Regions from separate parts of the Mus musculus genome. Here region 1 is linked to region 2. Evidence: chromatin loops called from intact Hi-C (ENCODE). Cell type or tissue: heart. All regions are shown on one strand. Links, peaks and the distances in the headings refer to the core of each region. The heading gives the core; the rest is flanking DNA.

Region 1 (5,623 bases), core at 338-5,337, 98 kb after region 2:
TTCAAGAATAATCGGGTGGCAGCCATCCGCCCTTGCTTACATGAACTTTTGCTTTTTGGGTTTAGGATCATAGGTCCCCCCCCCCCCCCTTTTTTTAAAGAAGTGCACTGACTAGGTCTTGGGCAGGAAGAAGCATCCAGCATGCAGCAATAGAACTGGCGACAAACAAAGGGGATGGCGGTCCCAGGGACTGACAGGTAGGGCTGGGCTGCCACACATCCAAAGTTGTTATGCCTTCTCTTGGGATCTTGTGAAACGATGAGAGACAGGACTAGGACCTGTGGCTAGGTCAGAAAGACATCTGGACCTATCAGTAATGGGGCAGGCAGAGCAAGCTCTCTCGGAGAAGAGTGGGAGCGAGGGGAGGGAGGGGGTGGCCTTTGAGGAAGAGGGGGAGCTGAGTCAGAGCCTTAGGGGGCAGGGAGATGGAGGGGAGGAGAACAGGGAAAGAGGTAAAAGCAGAGGAGGGTCTCCATGGAAATAAACCGGGTCTCAGAAATCAGGCTTCCGGAGAGTGTAGTTTGTTTGTAATAATAATACGAATTATTCTCTCAGCCTGAGGTCACTAGGGCGTGTAGGCGGGAGAAATTGGGAGTTAGGAAGGGGAAAATTGGGGGGTTTGGGAGAGGACTGTACTAATGTGTTCAGCCCTAAAGTGGAATGGATGCGTAGGGTGGGGGTAGGGGGCGGTAGTAAGGCAGGGGCTGGAAGGAGAGGACCATTAAGGAAGCGCCTTTCTTCCCTCCCCCTGCCAAAGGTAAATAAAAAGCCGGCCCTGCTCCGCCTGCCCCCGCTGACAGGTGCAGGCGGGTCCCAGGGTTCCTAGGCGGACCCCACCCTCTGGGAAGCGGACTCCCGACCTCTCTCGGGGAGGTAAACCTCCACCTCCTCCCTGAGTCCACGGCTCTTCCAGAGCACCCCGGCCCAAGACCATTCCCTCCAAGCGTGGAACCCATTCCCTCCCGGTGGCACACGCTCTTCCCGCCCCCGCCCCAGAGGGAAAATGCACGTGAACAAAGCAAATCGGGGGGAGGCAGGAGCGACGGGAAAAGGCTACCAAGAGGGAAATGGTTGGGGGCAAAACACACATGCCATATGGAGAAGAGGGTGAAGATGGGAGGGGGCGTGCGGAAGAAAGTCAGGGATGAGGCTGGAGAGGAGGTTCTGAGAAGAGGGGCTGCTCCCGAAAGAAGGGCTCGGGGAGGCTCTGGCTACAGCAGAGTAGACGCGAATGGCCTGAAGGTGGAGGGATGGGGCCATCGGGAGTAGGGAACAGCGACTGAGCCGCGAAGGATGCTGTGGAGAGGCTACCAGGGAAGGACCGCGCCTGCGGGAGGGCGATGGAGAGAAGGCTATGAGCTGAGAGGGATGGAAGCCCTGGAGGCGCGAGGGCACAAGGATAGAGGGACCTTAGCGGATGGAGGGAAAGTAAAGGCGCGAGGCAGGGCCGGGCGGGCGCGGAGGGAGGTCCCCAGGGGCAAGGATGGGGATGGGGGAGGGGGCCGGAGGAGCGCCCCGGGGCGAGCTTGCCCCTGACCCGCGCCGGGCTGCGGTACCCACCCACAGTCCGCGAGCCGATGCAGCCCATGGCTCCGGGGGCCGCCGGGTCCCGGCCCTCACCGACTCGGGGCCCTCGCCGGGGGGAGCACCGGGAACCGCGCCGCCGCCCCAGCCGCTCTGCAGCGCCGCGGCTGTCTCCGCTCGGCTCCGCTCCCCCCTCCCCTCTCCATCCCTCCCCACGGCAGCCTCCGTCGCCGCCGCTGCCGCCGCCGCCACCGCCTGGCTCCCCCGCCCCGCTCAGCTCTCCGCGGCCGGGGAGGGGGCTGCTCGGGGATTGGCTGCGCGCAGAGCCTCCCCGCCCTGCCCCCGACCGGGCACCGCGCTCCCCGCGCCCCTCGCCGCGCTGCAACCACGTCCCTCCGCCTGTCCTTCGCAACCCCCGCCCCTGAGCTCCTCGCCATCCCCGCTGAGTTCTCCCGGGAGATGCTGATGGAGAATGTGGATAATAACCCGCTTGTCTCAGGAGCCCGGTCAGGAAGCCAGGGCCCACCCTTAGGATATGCTTGATGGACTTTGAGGGCTGCGGGGTGAGAAGGCCGAGAGAGAAAGTGGGGCGGAGATGAGAGAACACCCTGCTTGGCCTTGGGTACCAAATTCCGCAAACATTTGTTTTCTTCCTGATGCTGCATCTGGGACGCACGAATCGGGATTGGATGCTGTTCTGGTTGCCCGGCGTTTCACGTGCGTTGCTTTGCCCACCCAAACATATTGTGAAGTCTTTGCCAGTGGATGCTGCGAGATGCTTCCCTGTCCTCTAGCTGTTTTGGGATGGGTGTGGGGATGGTGCAAGTATTCTAGCTCTAGGCTTGGGTCCGGATGGGAGGAGAATGGGAATAATTCTATTGCAGCTGTAGGGAAATGAAAATATCAGGATCGGAAACCGGCCGCAAGACATGGCTTTAAATCAGAATTTAACTTTTCTGAGCTTTATGTGGATGTCCGGAAGCAGCAAAAGGGAGAATACTGCCCCCTGCCGAGAAGGGTCAGCACTACACCAAGGGCCCCATGGGAAAGGAAAGGGAGATCTGAGTTGGGAGAGTCAGCAGGCACTATTTCAACTGGCAAGAAGAGTCTAGAAGACACACTAGGAAGGACAAGGAGACCATTTCCTCTTAGTCGAACCAGTAACTGCAAACCTTGGGCAAGCGGGTCTGGGTGGTACCATTGACAACAATGGTAACAACAAAAAGCAAACACTAATTCTGGGCCAGCTTGTTTTCCATAGGTTTTTGTCTCTTTCCTGGGATTAGAGAGGAAGAGGGGCAGGAGGCCTTGTGGGTTTGAGGCAGAGAAAAAGGGCATGCCTTACACGTGTAAGTTTGTGACATTTAGATTATGATTGAGGAATTACGTCTGATGACATCCCAGATGAAGATATGGGAGAGGATAGATATTTTTGCTCATTTTGGTACTATAACAAAATTCCTGAGACCAGGAAGTTTATAAAGATTGGAAGTTTGGAGGCTGGAAAGGCCAAGAACTTAGTGTTTGCAACTGCTGCAAGTGTCCTAAGGGCTTTGATGCATTGTAACACTTCGAGGAGATGATATGATGAGACAGGATGAATATGTTAGCTTCAGCCTCTTTCATAAAGCCTCTAGTGCCAACCTCTGTGACCTTCACTAATCCTTACTATTGCTCTAAGACCTTGTATCCAAATAGCATTACCATATGAATTCAAGGATTAAATCCAAGTCGCAGATTTGAAGGGCCACTTGCAAACTCTATCAGAAACTGGCACTAACTGCAGATCTGGGAGGTGAATTTAGAAGGTCTGGGAATTTGATCTGCCCAGCTGCCTTCTGGTCCCTGCAATGACAGTTACTTCTCAGCACATGGGGCATTCTGTCCCATTCTCTGGATCTTTTGAGGCAAGGCTAATGAGTTCCAGTTTTCATAACCAAAGCAAACTTCCTGGAAGACAATTTGACAGTATAGATCATATATATATATATATATATATATATATATATATATATATATATATGTAAAATATTTAAAATTTCATCTGCTTTTACACTTGTTATCTGCTTAACATAAATTGTTCGGGAGGCAGAGCAGAAAGATTGAGTTCAGTCATGGCTGGGTTACGTAGAGAGTTCAAGAACAACACTGCTAACTTTGTGAGACTCTTAATCGCAAAAGGAAATTTTACAAAAGGCCTGGGTGAGCACTTGCCTAGAATATCCAAGGCCCTAGGTTCAGTTCCCAGCAACAACCGCAGTTCTAGTTTGCTATCTACTGCTATGATAAACACCATGACTGAAAGCAACTTGGGCAGGAAAGAGCTTATCTTACAGCCTGCAGTCCATGGGAAGTCAGAGCAGGGCTATAAAGTAAAATGATTAGTTTTTAGTTTGTGCTTAAAACAATACATATCCTTCCTGCCTTCCATCAGTTGTTTTTTTTTCTATCCAAGTAACTGATGGAATTTCTTGAGAAATACTTATGTTTTACACAACTCTACCTCAAACAGACTTACAGTTTGACCCTCAGCAAAATCCTAATATTGATTGGCTCATATTTGAAGTTTTAGAATACAAGGCTCTGGCAGAGTGCCCCCATGTGGCACTTCCTAACTGGTTCCCTTTGGGACAGAATCCCAAGGTGAAACCATCTCATCACTTCTCTTGTTCCTACTGCATGCCTGTGGCCCCTTGGGGGTACCTCTTGGATAGAAGAACACAACCACAGGTCAGTGGCAGTACTGTGTACTATGCAGACTCTTGTCCTAGGATCTATGGGTAGAATAAAAAAAATCCATTAACTTTGTATGGGGAAAAAAAAAAACCTACATCAATATTCACTAGCAGGTAACTGAAACATTTCCTTTACTTGAGCGACCCCTATAAGCAGAAAACCACAATAGTGTTACATCACCAATGTATCTTCATCAGCGGTCAGAATCACAGATGCTTGCATTACAGAACAGTCTTTGGAGATCTTTTTCTATGATATTCTTTACATTACTACTCTTTTGAAATCATTAAAAAGTATACTTAAAATTATATTTGCTTCTTACATTTGTTATTTAATGATTTTATTGAGAAGCAACAAGGCATGCACGAAGCCCTGGGTTTTGTTTTGGTTAAGGCAATGATAGTAATTATTTTATTTTGAGAGGTTTTTGAACATATACTGTGATTACATTTAACTACCATTTTACTCTATTACTACTTTCCCTGTGAACTCCTTTATCTCCCTAGATCCCCAGTGGTTATACCACTGAAGAAAATGTTCCCTTCCCCCCAGTCTAGTAGCAATTTTCAGCCAACAGCTCTTCAGGAAGGGCCTTGTAGTACCTTTGCTATCATTGATGGGATGCTGAAAGTCTTTTCTAGTTGTTCATAACTGCTGTGTGTCCATGATTCCACACACAATTCTTGAATCCTCTAGTTCTTGAGTTCTTTATGGCCACTCTTTCGCAATATTTGATGCTGTATATGGCAGCAAAGGCCTGTAATCCCATTTCACTGGAAGGTGAAGACAAGAGGACTAGGAATTCAAGGTTAGCCTTGGCTATATGGCAAGTTCAAGGTTATCTGAGCTATAAGAAATCCTATCTAGGGCTGGGAAAATGGCTCAATGCTTAAGAGCACTGGCTGCTCTTCCAAAGGTCTTGAGTTCAATTCCCAGCATCCACATCACAATTTACTGTCTGTAATTTCAGTTCCAGGAGATCTGACACTTTCACACAGACTACCATGGAGGTAGAACACCAGTGAGCATAAAACAAATTTTAAAAATTTAAAAACGAAACCCTATTTAAAAATAAGTAAATAAATAAGGCAATTATATTATTATATTGGGGATCCAGGCATTTAAAAATACTTGAAGCCTCCTTTCACTGAGAGTACGCTGAAAGAGCACTGAAACTCAGAGGATTACTAGTTCCCCCTGTACACATACCCTTCCTGCCTCACTGCCCAACCTTGGGTGTTTCTCAACAAACAGAGAGTCCAGAGCCCTGAAGCTTAACGATCTGTGTCTTTTGTTTCAATTGGGCATCAGGTTAAATTAAAGAGCTAAGAAAATCCGAGAGAAAGAGACATTCAAAGTCCAA
Region 2 (5,623 bases), core at 234-5,233:
AACTGCTCTCTATGCCGTCTCATGCAGCCTCTGACCAAAGAGAACCATTTACTTTCCCACTGGAAGTCTACCTCATTTTTCATTCACCCAGCCTTAATTCGGGCCCTCGCCCACAGTACAGTGCAGCAACATCAAGGAGAATTCATCAGCAAATCCTTCCGTTCTAGGTGAACCAAGAGAACAGGTCACCCTAGTACTACCCAAGACACTGAAGTACAGCTTTCAATAACAACCTTTGCTACATTGTTTGTTTTTAGGCCATTCCTTTATTATCGGGAAACATATATAACCATATGCTCTTGAACTACATATGTACTTTCACACACACACACACAAACACACACACAACTTACATACACTCACATCACCTTCTGAAAATCCTCCAGAGACTTTTGATTGCCATAGATGTGTCCACTGGCAGGAGGGTGGGGGAAAGCCCTCTGCTGCATCTCAACTCACTCTTTTCTTGATCGCTCTTGATGGGTTTTTTGTTTTTCTTTATACACCCTAGCCAACATAATCACTTAAAGAGCTTGATGAATTGGCTCCTTTGTAATTTTGATTTTGGATATGTTCAATCATACAGAAAAGTAGAAGAGATGCTGCACTCCTGCCTGTGTATCATACTGTACTCATGTACTGTGTATTATATTTAATAAGTGCTGCTTGGGATCTGAAGTGTCCCCCAAAGGCTTAGGTGTTAACCATTTTATTCCTACACAGTGCTGAAATTGAGGGATTATTGTATTATGAGGGCTTAATCCATGGATAAATACACAGCTGAGTTCATAGCTGAACAGACCAGAAGGGTCCTGCTTGGAAGAAGTACAACCGTAAGTGAACGGAGTTGTGTCTTTGAAGGGTATTTGGGACCCTGGTCTTTTCCACACTCTCTTCCACCTTTCTAACTCACCCTTCTTCTAACCACAATGAAACGAGTTCTTCTCCATACGTCTCTCTCAACCATGACACTGTCACACCATAGGCCCACAGTGATGGGATGGAGTGACCTCTGACAGAAGCTTCTGAAACTGCACACCAGAATAGTTATCTCCTCCCTTAAATCGTTAATCTTGGACATTTTGTTACAGCTCCCATTAACATTTTGCCAGAACTGATCGGTGAAGGCCTTTCAGGGAAATTACAAGTACATTTTCTTTTGAGGGAGAATACTATACTTCAAATACCTCAGATATTTCAGTATCTCTTGTGTCTCTAAAGCTAAAGATTTTTATGGGTTCTTGGACTTCACATAAATTTCTACTTTCTATAAAAATGAACTGGGTCCCAAAATTAGTCTTTGAAGTATAAGCTGAAATGCACCAAAACACTCCTCTGAAAAAATATAAACATCGTCTCTAATATAGCCTTGATTATCCCTTGGAGTGGAGGCAGGGGGTATGGCAAGACAGGCTCTCACTATGTAGCCTGGTCTGGACTAGAACTTGCTATAAGACCAGGCTGGCTTCAGTCTCACAGGGGTCCTCCTGACTCAGTGTTCTGAGTGTTGGGATTAAAAGTGTGTGCCATCATGCCCTGCCATGGGACACCATTCCAGTATTTACAGGAAACATGACTAAGCTCCATAAAATCTAAACTGTGATGGATATTCGTTCTTTCCTACCACCTCCCTTGTGTCTTCTCCATGCCCCTTTCCATAAACTCTCTTGATAGACAACTCTTTCTTCTGTCCATTTCTATGCACATCTCCTCTGGACTCCTCTCCTCAAACCACATTCCACATTGAAATGATGCCCACTAGTATAGTACTCTCTTATAGATCAAAGTTTAACTTTAGAGATTAACCAGTGTGTAGTTTGGTGATTTCGTTGCGTAAATACTCTCAGCATGGCAAAATTCAAACTACCAGCAGGATCTGTTCAGTGGGTTTTGGAGATGAGCTAGCTTCCTTCCAAACAGGAACAGAGGGCATCTCCAGAGATAACGTTTTCTTCAGTCCAGCATAATAATATTTGTGGTGTTAGCAAGATACTCAGCTCCTCCTAGACTTGGTTTCCTCGTTTTTACACAGGATTTACTGATTGTTTGCATACTTCTTTATTGATTGTTGACCGTTTTTTTTTTCCATGCAGTTTCTAACATGGTGACGATTGGATGCGTGGCCACTAGATGGCGATCGAGTCATTTCTTTAGCACAAACCTTTTCTGTTACAAGTTCAACACTGAGCAAACCATAATTCAAATACACGAATTAAACTGGTGGAGTTTATTTTCCTTTCTGTAAACTTTTTACTATGAAAGTTTTTGTGTTTTCCTTTGAAATTCTCCCCGGAAACTCCAGATCCTGGCTCTTCTGTACGGCCATCTCTCAAGGCCTCGTATAGAAGCTGTTCTGGCTCCGGAATGACTAGTCCCCGGTGAGCTGTGGGAAAAAAATGTATCCAAAGCCACACCTGTCCCTGAGGGATCTACTTCGTGGCCTTTGCTGTCCTTCTCTCCTGAAAGAAGGCAAGATGTCCTCCATTATCACATTGCCCACCTAATCTGTGAACGGCGATCATAAATCCATTCAAATCGTTTTATAGATACAGATTGAGCAATGGTGTAAACCAGATATTATATCAGACACAGGCCAGGCATTCCACAGATGAAGGAAGCAAGAGCAAACAGTGCTACAGTGAAACAAGAAATTCACATCAACCAATCCTCCCTTGGTGCTGAGAGGGTAAGTGGACATCAGCTCCCATTCACAACTAAGAGACTATCTCCAAATGGCAACACTTACAAAGGAAAAGTTAACTTTTTTTCCAAAGGAATTTCACTGGGTTTACAAACCACACATAAGGACAGGCCTCACACTCATCAATAAACGGCCATGACAAAATAAACTCAATGTTTTTTTGTAGATATATATTTTTTTGTTCTTACTGGCCTTTTGCTTGTATATTATGGTTTCTGCTTCTGTGTTCCTATGGCTTATTTCTTCCTGTGTGCTCACATGTGATTGCCTGTTTGTGTGCATGTGTACTGTTTTATTTTTCTTTAGTTTTGTTTTTTTAGTTACAACTTGTTTGTTTTGTTTGTTTTCTAAACAGAAAGGAGAGTGGAGTTGGGTGGAGGGGAGGTGGGGAGGACCTTGGAGGAGTTGGGGGAGTGGAACTGATTAAAATATAAGATTTGACAAATGTGTTTCAATTTTTTAAAAATGAAGTAAAAGAAGAAGGGAAGCGATATCTGCATCAGACACTGAAGCAAGCTGAGTTACAAAATAAGCATAAGAAGTTATGGAAAAAGCAGATTCATTTACTCATAGAAATTTATGACAAGTGTGAATGATGTGAGAAAGCTGAGATTATTAAAGGGACTGCACAGGAGTCATAGCTCACAGATAGACAAAGTTAGGTCCCAGGCTTTTAATTAATTCAAACACAAATTCACATGGATAGAAAAAATAAAGACTTTAAGCCTATAAAACAAAACCGAGGATATAACTCAGTTGGTAGAGTGCTTGCCTAACATGAATAAGGTCCTGGAAGTTAGCCACAGGCACTGCATAAAACCAGGTATGGAGGTGCACACCTGTAAGCCCAGGATTTGTAAAGTGGAGGCAGGAAGATCATCTTCAACTACATAACAAGTTTGAAGCCAGCCAAGATTAATAGAAACTCTGCCTCAAAAGTTAATAATAATAAAGTTATTATTATGAAGTTAAAGTTATAGCCAAAGAGTTGGAGGTGACCTATTAAAGAACATTTCAAAAGCTCTAGCCATGCATGAGACAAAGACTGATTGGATTTCCATTGAGTATGCAATGAGTGACAGCAAGGGTCACTGGCTATATCTTTAAACAAGAGACAACTAGCTGAACTCTACAAGGGAATGTCCATGTCCATGTGTGTGCGCCCACACACACACACACACACACACACACACACACACAATCTACAGGTGGTGGTAATCCTGTGGGTCAGGAAACCATGCTCACTAATAACCAGAAATATGAATATTAAATCAGCAATAAGACTTAGCTACCTTTATGAACCCACAGCTTAATTTCTGCAGCTTCAGTTACCCTGTCACCAGAAGATAGGTGAGTGGTATATCATAAGATTTTTGAGAGAGAGAGACCACATTCACATAACTTTTATTTTATCACTAATATTTGCTAACCTCTTCTATGCCACTTTTACAAACTAAACTTTACAGTAGAAAAAACATAGTATGTATAAAGTTCAGTGCCATTTTTTTTTTGTTGCAACAATCCACTGGGGGGTCTTAGAGATAAGGAGACTATCACAACACTTAACATGTCTCAAAACAATAAAAATTTAGCAAACACTGATGAGAATGTCAAAAGGGAGGATTCTGCTACTGCTGCTGCTGCTGCTGGCTGGAGTGCCAGACTGCGTTGTCATTCTCGATGCACACACCTGGTGAAATAAAGCACTCACATGCCCTTTGACTCAGAGATCCACCCCGGGGAGGGTTCCAGGAGAAGTTCTGCCACCAGTTTATAAAGGGACACAGATAAGGTCTCCTGGTGTCATTGACGTCATGAGTCCACATATCCCCAATGGGGAGAATGGGTCAACAAGGTGTGGTAGATAACCAGGGTAAGGCATGTAGGAGTCTGAAGTGATTAACTCAGCATGTTGATAGCCATGTAGACAGTGTGGAGTGAAGGACATAAAAGGAAAAGCCAGATCTGTAGTACAACCATTTATGATTATAAAAAGCGCATCAGGTGCAACATGACCCTATACATTAAAGAAGGTAATAGTTAGGCCCAAGGTTAATATTCACCACAACAATGAGACACACTATGTGAACCTATGAGACACACACCAGCACCCAGGACATAAAATACTACAGAACTTAAAAGCCTGGCTTCAAGAGCAAAGGACCACTTGAGTTCAAGTCCTGGCTCTGCCACCAACTTGCTCTGTCACCTTGCAGGAGAAAGTCTCTCTAACCTTTTCCTAAATCTGTTTTTTTTTAACTTTAAAATGAGAGCTTTGCGTTGTAACTCTTCTATGAAACTGTTGTCAAGGACCAGTTGGGTTACTATAAATTATAAAAAGTCCCTGGCCTACTGGCTATTGTTAGCTGCTGGAAGGAGAGACAGTTTTCTCTAAGAAAGTATTGTAGCCACTGGTAAGTTGATCACAAGTGAAGAACAACCACACAGCCAAGAATATTTAGGCATCATGAATTGGGCTTGAAGTTTTACTTTTAAAGGACAAAATGTTGGCTAAATAAGGAAAGGGCAATGGATCTGGGGAAAAGTTGGGGGAAAGATGAATATGATCAAAACATACAAACTCTCAAAGAACTAATTTTTAAAAGTTCCTGGCTCCAAAGTGTTAAGTTTTATTATTACAATAATAATAATAATAATAATAATAAAAAGCACAGGCTCAAAAATGAAAAGAAAAATAAGCTCTTTGCTTAAACAACAAAACAAAAGGAATGGCCAGGCGTGATATACACCCTGTCATTCCCACCATTCACCCAACATCATCAAAGCATTAATTTGAAGCCAAGCTGGGCTACATAGTCCGCTATGATATAATAAGGCCAGTGATAAGAGAATGCAGAGATAACACAAAGTCACAAAAGAAAATTGTACCTAGTCAGGAGATTCACAAAGGAATTCTGGAAA

The links. Hi-C counts contacts between places; a loop is a spot of excess contacts. Peaks named below come from ENCODE experiments on the same cell type or tissue, not always from the same donor. Only the 100,000 strongest peaks of a DNase experiment are listed, where the experiment ranks them.
Region 1: it touches region 2 in a loop (7-fold over the local background); 20 of 42 quality-filtered maps call a loop at or near these places.

Annotation. Positions count from the first base shown.
Region 1 is chr6:42,322,882-42,328,504 of GRCm38, forward strand. Fam131b (family with sequence similarity 131, member B) reads right to left here and starts at 1,759. Exons shown (of 7, transcript NM_029528.5): 1 at 1,561-1,759. The coding sequence starts at 1,588. In heart, for the core only: a CTCF peak has its summit at 2,538 (motif pointing left); DNase peaks (open chromatin) are centred at 1,270, 2,110 and 2,540; H3K4me3 peaks cover 2,188 bases; H3K27ac peaks cover 778 bases; H3K27me3 peaks cover 1,909 bases.
Region 2 is chr6:42,225,312-42,230,934 of GRCm38, forward strand. No RefSeq gene overlaps it. Among named protein-coding and RNA genes, the nearest start is that of Tas2r144, 13 kb to the left of the region's middle. In heart, for the core only: a CTCF peak has its summit at 2,116 (motif pointing right); no DNase peak of the experiment used is centred there; H3K27me3 peaks cover 12 bases.